Linked DNA regions of Homo sapiens: regions 1, 2 and 4 are each linked to region 3. Evidence: chromatin contacts called from ENCODE Hi-C or POLR2A ChIA-PET data. All regions are on one chromosome and are shown on one strand. The core of a region is the stretch at or near the end of the contact, and the rest is flanking DNA. Distances in the headings are between cores, read along the strand shown. Region 1 holds the start of SERINC2 (serine incorporator 2). Region 2 holds the start of KPNA6 (karyopherin subunit alpha 6). Region 3 has its middle 24 kb from the start of ADGRB2. Region 4 overlaps LOC105379772 (a long non-coding RNA gene).

The links. Hi-C counts contacts between places; a loop is a spot of excess contacts on that map. ChIA-PET counts read pairs that join two places held with the same protein, here RNA polymerase II (POLR2A). Pooled maps may share reads with other maps.
Region 1: a pooled map shows a loop between it and region 3 (2.3-fold over the local background). The contact joins the promoter of SERINC2 here to the enhancer-like site in region 3. A Hi-C loop is called at or near these places in 1 of 168 maps with a recorded cell type or tissue (OCI-LY7), 21 of 37 single-sample maps with no recorded cell type and 11 of 50 pooled maps.
Region 2: a pooled map shows a loop between it and region 3 (4-fold over the local background). The contact joins the promoter of KPNA6 here to the enhancer-like site in region 3. A Hi-C loop is called at or near these places in 6 of 50 pooled maps. POLR2A ChIA-PET finds 5 or more read pairs at or near these places in 2 of 52 experiments (Caco-2 and PC-9).
Region 4: a loop to region 3 is called in a map of CD14-positive monocyte, with 5 times the contacts of the local background. The contact joins two enhancer-like sites. A Hi-C loop is called at or near these places in 1 of 168 maps with a recorded cell type or tissue (CD14-positive monocyte), 1 of 37 single-sample maps with no recorded cell type and 4 of 50 pooled maps.

Annotation. Positions count from the first base shown.
Region 1 is chr1:31,411,944-31,414,643 of GRCh38, forward strand. SERINC2 (serine incorporator 2) reads left to right here and starts at 1,270. Exons shown (of 10, transcript NM_178865.5): 1 at 1,270-1,361. The coding sequence starts at 1,323. RefSeq lists an enhancer at 1,018-1,518 and silencers at 1,085-1,154, 1,235-1,294.
Region 2 is chr1:32,106,788-32,109,487 of GRCh38, forward strand. It overlaps KPNA6 (karyopherin subunit alpha 6), which reads left to right and starts at 1,269. Exons shown (of 14, transcript NM_012316.5): 1 at 1,269-1,347. The coding sequence starts at 1,344. RefSeq lists enhancers at 963-1,481, 1,095-1,524, 1,482-1,999.
Region 3 is chr1:31,786,800-31,789,499 of GRCh38, forward strand. No RefSeq gene overlaps it. Among named protein-coding and RNA genes, the nearest start is that of ADGRB2, 24 kb to the left of the region's middle. RefSeq lists an enhancer at 1,363-2,138 and silencers at 1,924-1,973, 2,304-2,593. Within about 2 kb of position 1,437, at least 40 of the 41 ENCODE cell types and tissues checked have a DNase peak (open chromatin) inside an H3K27ac peak, as active enhancers do; they include CD14-positive monocyte, OCI-LY7 and PC-9, where a contact is called at or near this core.
Region 4 is chr1:31,482,146-31,484,845 of GRCh38, forward strand. It overlaps LOC105379772 (a long non-coding RNA gene), which reads left to right. Exons shown (of 3, transcript XR_001737618.2): 3 at 1-11. Among named protein-coding and RNA genes, the nearest start is that of LINC01226, 35 kb to the right of the region's middle. RefSeq lists an enhancer at 1,030-1,339 and a silencer at 2,004-2,182. Within about 2 kb of position 1,271, at least 13 of the 41 ENCODE cell types and tissues checked have a DNase peak (open chromatin) inside an H3K27ac peak, as active enhancers do; they include CD14-positive monocyte, where a contact is called at or near this core.

The DNA.
Region 1 (2,700 bases), core at 20-2,519, 380 kb before region 3:
TGAGCCATGATTGGGCCACTGTGTTCCAGCCTGGGTGACAGAGTGAGACCCTGTCTCAAAAAAAAAAAAAAAAAAAAAAAAAAAGAGGAGGGCATTGTGTGGGCAAAAGTGCGGAGGAGGAAAAGTATAGGGTGTGTTTGTGGAACAGTCCTGGTGCAATTAATGGCTAAGCCTGGCGCCCAGTGAATCAGCCAAGGATGCAGTCAACCAGCTCTTTGGCCCTGGGGCCAGCTTCGAGGCACAGAGACTTCTTTCCCTAACATTATCTTGTCCAGAGGTGGCTGAGGACAGGGCTAAGGGTGAAGGGAGACTAATTACAGAGCCCTACTTCTGGGTCTCTCACACCTACCCCTGGAAAGCCATCTGTCAGGAATGTGGCCGCCCCTCCCCACCTTCTGACCTCCTTAGCTAGGGACCAGTTTGGGCATCCCTAGGGAGTGATAAGCCACCAAGCAGGGGTGGCTGTAGGGAGTGTGTAGCTCCCAGCAGGCTGTTGGGAGTCAGTGGAGTTTGAAGAACAGATGGAGAGAAGGGAGGATGGGTTTAGAGTGAGAGGCTGGGGTCTTAGAAGAAGCAGTAGGTGGGCATGGTGGCATGCACCTGTAGTCCCAGCTACTCAGGAGCCTGAAGCAGGAGGATCACTTGAGCCCAGGAGGTCGAGGCTGCAGTGAGCTATGTTTGCACCACTGCACTCCAGCCTGGGTGACAGAGCAAGACCCTGTCTCTTAAAAAGGAAGAAGAAAACAGTGACGATGGGGGCTTACATTTGTCAAGCACCTACCATGTGTTGTAACCACCCTGTGAGGTATGTATCCTCACTTTACAGACCGGGAAACTGAGGCTCATAGAGGTGCAGTGACTTGCCGAAGTTTCTTTATCCAGTCATTCAGCATTCAACCTCAGCATCTACGTATTGAGCAGAGGCCCTGCGCCAAGCACTGAGGAGTCAGCGGTGACCACCTCTTGGCTTCTGTTCCCAAGGGTGACAGTGTCCTGGGGTCACACGGGCTCAAACCGAGGTCGATTTCCGAACGCTCACTTTGGAGCAGGATGCGAGCCCGGGCCACGATTGGGTCAGGTTGCGCCGCTCGCGTGGCCGCGGGAATCCCCGACCGGCCCCTTCCCTAGGGTCCCTCCTGGCGCACCTGCCCCAGGTGAGTCTGGGGAGGCCCCGAGCGCCGCCGGAAAGCGTCGAGCGGCTTCGGTAGGTGGGGCGGGGCCGGGGCGGGGCCGGGGCCGGGGAGGGGCCAGGCCCGGCACCCGGATCCCGAGGTCCGCGCCCCGCGCCCGGCGCCGGGCGCCCGAAGCCGGGAGCCGCCGCCATGGGGGCCTGCCTGGGAGCCTGCTCCCTGCTCAGCTGCGTGAGTCCCGACCCCGGCGCCCGCCCGCGCGCGCCGCCCGTTCCTGCTGCGGGCCCTCACTTTCTTCTGTTCTGCTCCGAGTAGTTTCTTCTTTTTCCTTCCTGCAAACTTGTCTTTCTGGGCCGGTGCCCCGCCTGCTCGCCCTCCTGGACCTTCACTCGGCACCCGGATCCCGCTGCCCCCGTCCCCCTGCTCAGTCCTGGCCGGCAGGCGCCGGGCAGCTGCGGTCCCGGCTCGGGTTTCCGCGGGCAGGAGGGGAGTGCCCTCGGCGGGCGCCCTCCTGGGACCTGGAGAGACTAAGCCTGGAGCCCGGGGTCGGGGCAGCTCTGTGGGCCCTCGTCGCCCCACTTGGGGCGGTCCTCGGGGTGGCCTCTGTCCCCGTCCCGGACGCCCTGGTTCTCTGTGTAGGTCGCCCGGGCCCCGTCCCTCCTGGCGAGTGCCCTGCCCTACCCCTCTGGCCGCCTGCCAGTCCGCCTGTTCCTGTCGCTCGGGCTCCGCCTGTCCGTTCGTATTTGTCTGGTTCCTGTCTGTGTCCGTCGTTCGTCCGACTGTCTTTGTCCGTCTGCTGTCTTCTGTCCGTCTGCCCGTCCGCCCGTCCGTCCCTCAGTCTCTCTGCGGTCCCTTTACCGTCCTCAGTCTGGCTCGCGCTGCCTCTCAGGCACTTCCCCAGCTCGCCCCGGATCATCTGGGCCCCAGCGCGGAGACTGGGATGGGAGCGGAGGGAGCCCCGGACTTTCTTAGCTGCCCTCGAGTGAGGCGGGTGCGGGTCGTCACGGACCACCGGGCGGAACTCTGGGTTGGGAGAGCAGGAATCGAGGGAGGTTCGGGTGTGCGCGGGGAGTGCCCGGTCGCGGGTTCGGGACCTGTGGGGAGGCCAACCTCTGTTCTGTAGCTGCAGCCGCAGAGGGGAGGGGCTCCAGCAAGACCCCGGCTGGGAGGCCCGTTCTCCCTTCCCTTTCCCCAGCCCCCCTCTCCTTTCCTCTTCCCCTCATTAAATCTGAGGTTCATTCAGGCAGCCCCCTCCCCCTCTGGCCCCACACAAAGAGGCCCTGAGAGGGAGAAGGGGCTGCAGCGGCTGCTGAATCTCGGGACTCGCTTTCCTTTGTCCCTGACGGGTTGTGTGTGTGTGTGTGTGTGTGTGTGTGTGTGTGAGAGAGAGAGAGAGAGAGAGGAGGGGGTGTAGGGGAGAGCTGAGGGTCTAGAGATTTACTTTACAGCCTTTTTCTGAGAATGAGATCAGCATAGACAGCACAGAGAGGCAAGAGAGCCTCTCGCCTCATTAGGCCTCCATTTTTCGTGTGTGTGTGTGCGTGTGCATGTGCGTGTGCAGGAGGAGGAA
Region 2 (2,700 bases), core at 19-2,518, 320 kb after region 3:
CATTACCATGCCTGGCTAATTTTTTTCTTTTAATTTATTTTTTGTGGAGATGGGGTCTCACTGTGTTGCCCAGTCTGGTCTTGAGCTCCTGGCCTCAAGTGATTCTCTGGCCTCAGCTTCCCAAAGTGTTAGGATTATAGACAAGCGTGAACCACCACACCCAGCCCTATTTTTCTATTTCTCATCTCCCAATAAGATTGCAACCTCAACTAGGGCTACCTACGTAGGCCTAATCAGAAAACCTGAGTTTAGTCTTACTTCTTTGTTTCCTTCTCTCCATAGCCTCATTGAGCAAGGCACTTCCCCTCTCTAGATGATTCGTTGTTCATATTCAGCCCAAGGTCTATGATTGCTGTTTTTGTTTTTAGAGACGGAGTTTTGCTCTTGTCTCCCAGGCTGGAATGCAGTGGCACAATCTCGGCTCACTGCAACCTCTGCCTCCCGGGTTAAAGCAATTCTCCTGCCTCAGCCTCCCAAGTAGATTACAGGCATGCGCCACCACACCCAGCTAATTTTTGTATTTTTAGTAGAGACCATGGGCAGGCTGGTCTCGAACTCCTGATCTCAGGTGATCCGCCCGCCTCGGCCTACCCAAAGTGCTGGGATTACAGGCGTGAGCCACAGCGCCCAGCCGATTGGTTTCAACTATTAGAAGAAGGGATAAACTGGCCCGGAGCGGTGGCTCAAGCCTGTAATCCCAGCACTTTGGGGGCGGGCGGATCACCTGAGGTAAGGAGTTCAAGACCAGCCTAGCCAACATGGTTGAAACACCGTCTCTAGTAAAAATACAAAAATTAGCCAGGCGTGGTGGCAGGCGCCTGTAATCCCAGCTACTCGGGGGGCCGAGGCAGGAGAATCGCTTGAACTCGGGAGGCAGAGTGTGCAGTGAGCCGAGATCGCGCCATCGCACTCCAGCCTGGGGGGACAAGAGCGAGACTGCGTCTCAAAAAAAAAAAAAAAAAAAAAAAAAAAAAAAGGAGGGATAAGCTTCTGGGAGAAAAAGTTCCGGGTAAAGAAATCTCACTATAAAAAAGAAATAGTAGCAGAAACAGCTGGGAACTCCTAGACACACTTAACTTTCTTAGGTATCCCTTCCAGTCTCCTCCCAACCACTCCTTTCCTATTTCATTTCCACTCCCCACCTTTAGTAGCTGCGGTCTCTTTAAGTGCGCACTTTCGGTGTAATGATAGGCGATTGGGCCAATAAAGCGTTTCGTCCTGGAGTTAACTGGTTTGTCCCTTTCGGGCTGCCGTCCTACAGATCCGCCATATTGTCTACTGAAAGCTGCCGCTGAAGCTGCCGCCGTTGCCTCCGCCGCCAAGAGTGAGCGAGCGGACCCGCGATGGGTGAGTGAGGAAACCACGCAGTAGGGTTCTTGGGCTCAGGGAGTGTCGGGGCCTGGGATTTGGCGAGAGCCTGTCTCCGGTCTGCGGAAGATGTCTGCATCCCCTCTAGCTAGGTCTGAGGGGAAAAGTCAGGCCGGGAGTGCCCCTCTTGCCAGTTTTGGGCCGAGCTAGGGCCCGTGCTGGAAGCAGTCCTTTGGTGCTGGTTTCGGGGACACCTTGGCACGCCTGGAGCCCCCCACATGGTGGCCTCGGGCAGGAGCCCACGTGTTCCTGGGAGGTAGAAAGGGGCCTACTCTCTGTCCTGCGCCCAGACTGGGGCTGGGGGACGGGCTCCCGGCGGCAGGCCTGGGCGGCGCTAAGGTAGCTTTCTCCTGGGTTGTGTTTGGCCAACGCGTGTCTTGACTAGATTCAGTGGCTCCCCTGAACTCAGGGAAGTCCTACCTACGTAGCGAGGTGGAGTCCTCTAGTGAGGGGACGTCAGGCGAGCCAGCACTAGGCCGGTAAGCATGGGCAGCCAGGCCGAGGGCAGCTTGCGCCGCTGAAGGCCGGGAGAACGGAATCAAGGCGGAAATAGTGTGGTTCGGTTGGGCTCAGAGTGGCATCGCTTGTGATGGTAGAACACCAAAGGCCAAGTCCTCTTGGCCATCTTTAGGTTGAGGACTTTAGGTTTCTGGGCTGGCCCTGGTAAGGAGAAAAGGAGCGACCTGTTGATCTTTCTGAGGGGACTCCGGCTGGCAAGGCCTCTGTTCAGAGAGAATACCATGGCGAAGTCTTTGGATTTAGAGACAGAACCAACAGTGGTAATTCCTCTAAAGCAGTAAAAATTGTGAAATTTGCTAAGCTCTTTCTACGTACGGGCATTGTTCTGATTGCTTTACATGTCTTGTTTTACTTAATTTGTACAACCTAAGGAAATAGATGCTACCATTGCCATTTTACAGATGTGGAAGCTGAGCTTTAGAGAGGTAAAGTAACTTACCCAAGGTCATGCAGTGGCTAAGCCAGGGTGAACACTCCCAAGCCTAGTTTGTAACTGCTGTTTGTTGTTGTTGTTGATAGAGTCTTGCTCTGTCGCCCAGGCTGGAGTGCAGTGACGCGATCTCGGCTCACTGCAACCTCCTGCCTCCCGGGTTCAAGCGATTCTCCTGCCTCAGCCTCCCGAGTAGCTGGGATTACAGGCACCCACCACCACGCCCGGCTGATTTTTGTGTGTTTTTGGTAGAGACAGGGTTTCGTCATGTTGGCCAGGCTGGTCTCGAACCCCTGACCTCAAGTGATTCGCCTGCCTCGGCCTCCCAAAGTGCTGGGATTACAGGTGTGAGCCACTGCGTCCAGCCTGTTTTTTTGTTTTGT
Region 3 (2,700 bases), core at 187-2,686:
CAGAGTGGGACACAGGCGGGCCAGCCGGACACTGCCAGGCTCACAGCCTGTCCCTGGAACCCTCACCTGTGGAGCACAGTTGGCTGGCCCACCGCCATCCACCAGCAGACAGCAGTCTTGCATACAGCAGTCAGAGTGACAACTGCAGAGTATGGTCTCCATGCAGTCCTACCTCCTCCAGGAAGCCACTCAACCCCTTGGAACCCAGTTCTTACATCCCTGTCCATCACCAACAATCTTCCTCCACACAGGATAGGAGCCAACCCCAGTTTTTAAATGAACAAGAGCCTCCAGGAATTCTGCTGCTCCTATCCAGCACACTTAAGGGGTCCCTCTCGGCTTCTGCTTGCACAGTGCAAAGAACAGGGAACTCCCTCCATGGCACTGTTACATAGCTGCAGCAACGAGAAGGTTCTCCATACTGAGCTGACTTATTACCCCCCACACAAGTTGAAACAGAGGAGTCCTTACTGCCTACAACAGGGAAACTGAGGCTCAGAAAGGGCAAGGGGGTGGCCCCAGGGTTCCCCAGTCCTCTCTGGTAAAGGAACAGACATGTGGCTCTCCAAGCAGTTTCTGCTCTCAGTCTCCCTTCCATCCCAGTCCTGCTCCATCCCAAACACCTCAGTCCTGGAAGGTACTTCCTTAGCCACCACCTGCTCTGCCCTGGTCTTCGGGCCTCCCAAGCTCAGCTGTCACTGCTACAGCCGTCTCAGGCTCCAGGCCTTTGGGACAAGAAAGCAAGTTTTCTGGAAACCAGTGGGCTCCCTGAGAGAGACAAGGGTATAAGGGGGAGGCGGTAGGAGGGTCCACACTCACCAACCTGACCTCCAGCTTCCAAGAAGGACAAATAGAGAAAACAATAGTCCTCATCCTGTGCATCAAATCCAGTCTGCCCTGACATCTGGAAGTTCTTCTGGTGTCTAGTTGTCATGTCTTAAGCGGCAACTGAAGTTGATTTGCTTTGGTTGGGTTCTGAGAAGAGTTGGGCTCCAGGGAGGGAGGAAGGGAGCACCACTGAGTGCCTACTGTAGGCCAGAAAGCAGCAATTAGTGTGTGTAAAAGTGGCAACCAGTTAAACCCTCCCATCACCTGGTAAGTTAGAGATTAGTATCCCTGTTTACAGAGAAGAAAACTGAGCCACAGAGAGGGTAACTAAACTTGTCAAGGCCACACAGCCAGAAAAGGAATTGGAGTGCCAACAAGGCCTGGCATTGCTTGGGAAGCTGGGTGTCTTCAGTCAGGGATATCTGGATGGATTCATGCTAAGGGTTCAATAAGGGGACGTGGGGAAAGGGAACTGATGGTCACTGTCACAGCTCACTCATCCACCCCACATCTGAGAACATGGACAGGCTAAACACTCACGCATGCGCAGCCCACATGCCTATCAGACGGGATGAGGAAGAAGCAAAGAGAACCGTCCAGGGATAGTTGCCCAAACAAGTTCCGGCCCCGCCTCTATGTTAATGACATGCAGATATATGTAAATTTGTACAAGCAACCGCTCAAACCTTTGGGAGCAATGGGGTGACACAGGAGCAGTTGCTATGGAAATCCAAAAGCGATACCCGCTCTGCACCCCCACCCCCCTCACAGGCAGGCGCACAGACACGTGCACAAAGACGCAGGGTTCTTCACTCCGGAGCCAAGAGGATCACGGAGTGGCAGAGTGTGAACCGGAAGGACCCTCAGAAACTGCGTCCAGCCGGGGGAAGCTCAGGCCCGAAGAAAGTCACCGGGAGAGCAGTGTCGCGATCCCTGGTAGCCTGGGGCGCCTTCCACTAAAACCCAGGGCGCGAGGTGTCCCTTCCGGGTCCCGGGCGATTCCGGCTCCGGCCTAGCAACAACAAGCCCCGCCCAGCGTTGCATAGCAACGTCCCTGGAGCCTAGCAACCGTCAGTCACGCCCCCTAGCAACGTCATGCCTAATCCTCGCTCCAGGCTTCTGCCGAGAGAGAGAGGGGCAAGGGGCTCGTGGACTGGGGCCAAAAGGTGGCGGGGGTGGGGGAGGGTGTCATGTTTAGCAGGCTGCAGGATTTCGGGGCCCACCTACAGCCCTTCCACGGGCGAGCTGTTACAGAGCCGCGTTATCACCCCCATTTACAGAAGGGAAAACTGAAGCTCCCAAAGGAAATCCCTGCCCAGGGTACAGAGCTCGCTCTTGCCTGCGTGTTCCAGGAGAGCGGCTCTGGCGGCTCTCCGGAGGAAGCCCTGGACCTGGAGGGGAGGGAGTGCACACCCGTTTCCCTCCATACCAACTGCATTAGGAAAACCACCCAAACTGTGGGCTCAGAACCAAGCTGTAGGTTTGCATAGTAATTTGCGTCATTTGCATAGAGCGCGGAGGCTGCGGCGCTCCCAGGCCATTTCGAGCCGGAAAAGTTCCCGAAGGAGCCCCGCTCCCTCTCCCGGTTCAACTGTCCAGCCCCCTCTCCCTACCCCTCACCCGCACCCCACCCGCATCCTACCCCGCCCCCGCTTCCAACTCCTTGCGCTAAGTTCCCGCACCTCGCCCCACCCCCCGCTTTGACTCCGGTCCTGCCAGCCCCGACCTCCATCCCAAGGCCGAGGGCCCCCTCTGCTGTCGTCCGCGGGTAGGGCAGCCGCAGAGCTCATGGGGCAGAGAAGAAGGGCTCCCCCAACCGACCATCGCCCCACCCCTTCCAGTCCAGCAGGGGCCAGGGTGAGGCCTGTACAT
Region 4 (2,700 bases), core at 21-2,520, 300 kb before region 3:
GTAAATATATATTATCTTCCTTGTGATTTTCTTAATAACATTTTCTTTTCTCTAGCTTATGTTATTGTAAGAATTCACTATATAATACATATAATGCACAAAAAAATGGGTAGATAACCTGAGGTTTATTCAAACAGTGGACTACTTTATAGTATTTGAAATAATTTAAGTAGAGTTACATGAACCAATAAGGATAAACTTAAAACACACTAAATACTGAAAAAAGAAGCAGGTTGCAAAATGATATGGTATGATACTATTTATTTTAAATTTTTAAGAACACACAAAATAATACTTTATATTGTCTATGGATACATACATAGGTGGTAGAAATACAAATGCATGCATGGCAATGATACTTATCAATTAAAAATTTTTCCTGTGGGGAATAAGGGAGAAAGGAAGGACTCCTGCCCATAGGACCACTAATGCTACTCTAACCCTAATCAGGACTGGGTACTGAGTGTGGGGAGATTCCCTCACCCCAGTTGGGAGTAGCCACAGGGTGTTAATCAGATTCCAAGGCAACCCTTGCTCTCTATCCATCGCACATGAATTTGAGCTTGTGATCTTGGGCACAACCCACAATCTCTGGACCTCGGTCAACCCATTTGTGAAACGAACTAAAGATATTTGCCCTGGAGAGTGGCAAACTCAGTGTCAACCTTCACACTGTCAGAAGCAAATGGGGAAGATAATCTAGACTGCCTTGTACTGTGTGGCTTTGTAGCAGCACAAGCTGCAGACAAAGCCTCTCAGACACCGAGTTGTAGAAGGAAGGGCTTTATTCAGCTGGGAGCATCGGCAAGCTACTGCCTTAAAATCTGAGCTCCCCGAATGCACAATTTCTGTCCCTTTTAAGGGCTCACAACACTAAAGATTTCACATGAAAGGGTCGTGATTGATTTGAGCAAGCAGGCAGTACATGACAGGGGCCACATGCACTGGTGGTCAGAGAGAAACAGAACAGGGCAGGGAGTTTCACAATGTTCTTCTATATGATGTCTAGAATCTATGAATAACATCGGTTTCTAAGTTATGAGTTGATTTTTAACTACTGGGTTTAGGCCAGGCAGGCCCAGGCCTGGTTTTTGGCCTGGCGCCGGGCTGCCTGTCTTTGGTTTTACTTCCTTGTCGTTTTTTCTTAAAACGGGTACTGAGTATAAAACAATATCAGAGGGTCTCTCTCTTCCCTCAGCTTCACTGTCAAGTAAGAATTTCTCTCCCCAGGGGAAGCAGATGGAATTAAAACATGGTGATTATTCTTAAACACCTCACGCAACGGCTGCTACACACCATCTGTGAAGTCAGTTGCAGATCTATGATGAGGAAGTAGAATCATGTGGTCCCCAGGCCCTTTGCTGAAATGTCTTTCTGCTGGGTAATTAATTACGTGGTGTTGAAATGCTCTGCGTCAACTCCCTTTGGTTTAGTCATCATGCTTGCTTAATGTTCTGTTAATGTCCATGCTGCTTTCTAGGAACTTGCACATCAGCATCGCTGTCCAGGTTAAAGGAATTTGCAATGTCCCCGTAGGCCCTGAATTTCTACCCTGAATGAAACAATGAAAAGGGGGTGACCATACTCTCATCTTCCCCAGCTTCCTGGTTGCTGCAGTGTAGGGGGTTGGCTGTGGGTGGTGGGTAATGAATCCCTGTTGGCTCCTATTGCCAAACAGACTGATTACACATCAGCTCTGATAACTGACGGATCCCACCCTCAGACAAAAGCAAGAAAATGTGGGTAGCAGTTTGCATTGTAATTAGTAGGGAATAAAAGGCTCTAAGTGCCTCATGATTTCTGGTTCATTGGAATTGAAAACAAAGTAAGGTCTGGTACTGAGGGAGAGTCAGTCCCTATTTGGTTGACCCCAAAACATTTGCAATTAGATTTGCTGGATCTGGGATCCCAAGAGATTTTGAACCATGGGGTGGGAAGCCACCAAATTCAAATTCTTGATGGCATGATGGGCTTGATCCATGGGGAATGGGGCTCCCCCAACCCCTTTCTGCTGCCACCAACAGCTGAGGCTGGTGTTGGGGAAGAAGAACCCAACAGTCCAGCAGGCAGAGGCAGCAAGTCACTGGTAGGCTGTCCTCAGTAAGATCTTGTCTCTGCTCAGCAGCCCCAAGTGGATGAGTATTTTGTTTTTTATTGTGGCAAAATATACATAACATAAAATTTACCATTTTAACCCTTTTTGAGTATATTACTAGGTGGTATTAAGCACATTCATGTTGTTATGCACCCATCACCACCACCCATCAACAGATTTTTTTTTTTTTTTGGGAAGGAGTCTCACTCTGTCGCCCAGGCTGGAGTGCAGTGGCAGGATCTCGGCTCACTGCAAGCTCTGCCTCCTGGGTTCAAGCGATTCTCCTGCCTCAGCTTCCCGAGTAGCTGGGACTACAGGCGCCTGCCACCATGCCTGGCTAATTTTTTTGTATTTTTAGTAAAGACAGGGTTTCACCGTGTTAGCCAGGATGGTCTCTATCTCCTGACCTCGTGATCAGCCCACCTCAGCCTGCCAAAGTGCTGGGATTACAGGTGTGAGCCACCACACCTGGTCTGAATTTTTTTGGGGGTGGTGGCTCATGCCTGTAATTCCAGCACTTTGGGAGGCTGAGGTGGGTGGATCACGTGAGGACAGGAGTTTGAGACCAGCCTCGCCAACATGGCGCAACCCCGTCTCTACTAAAA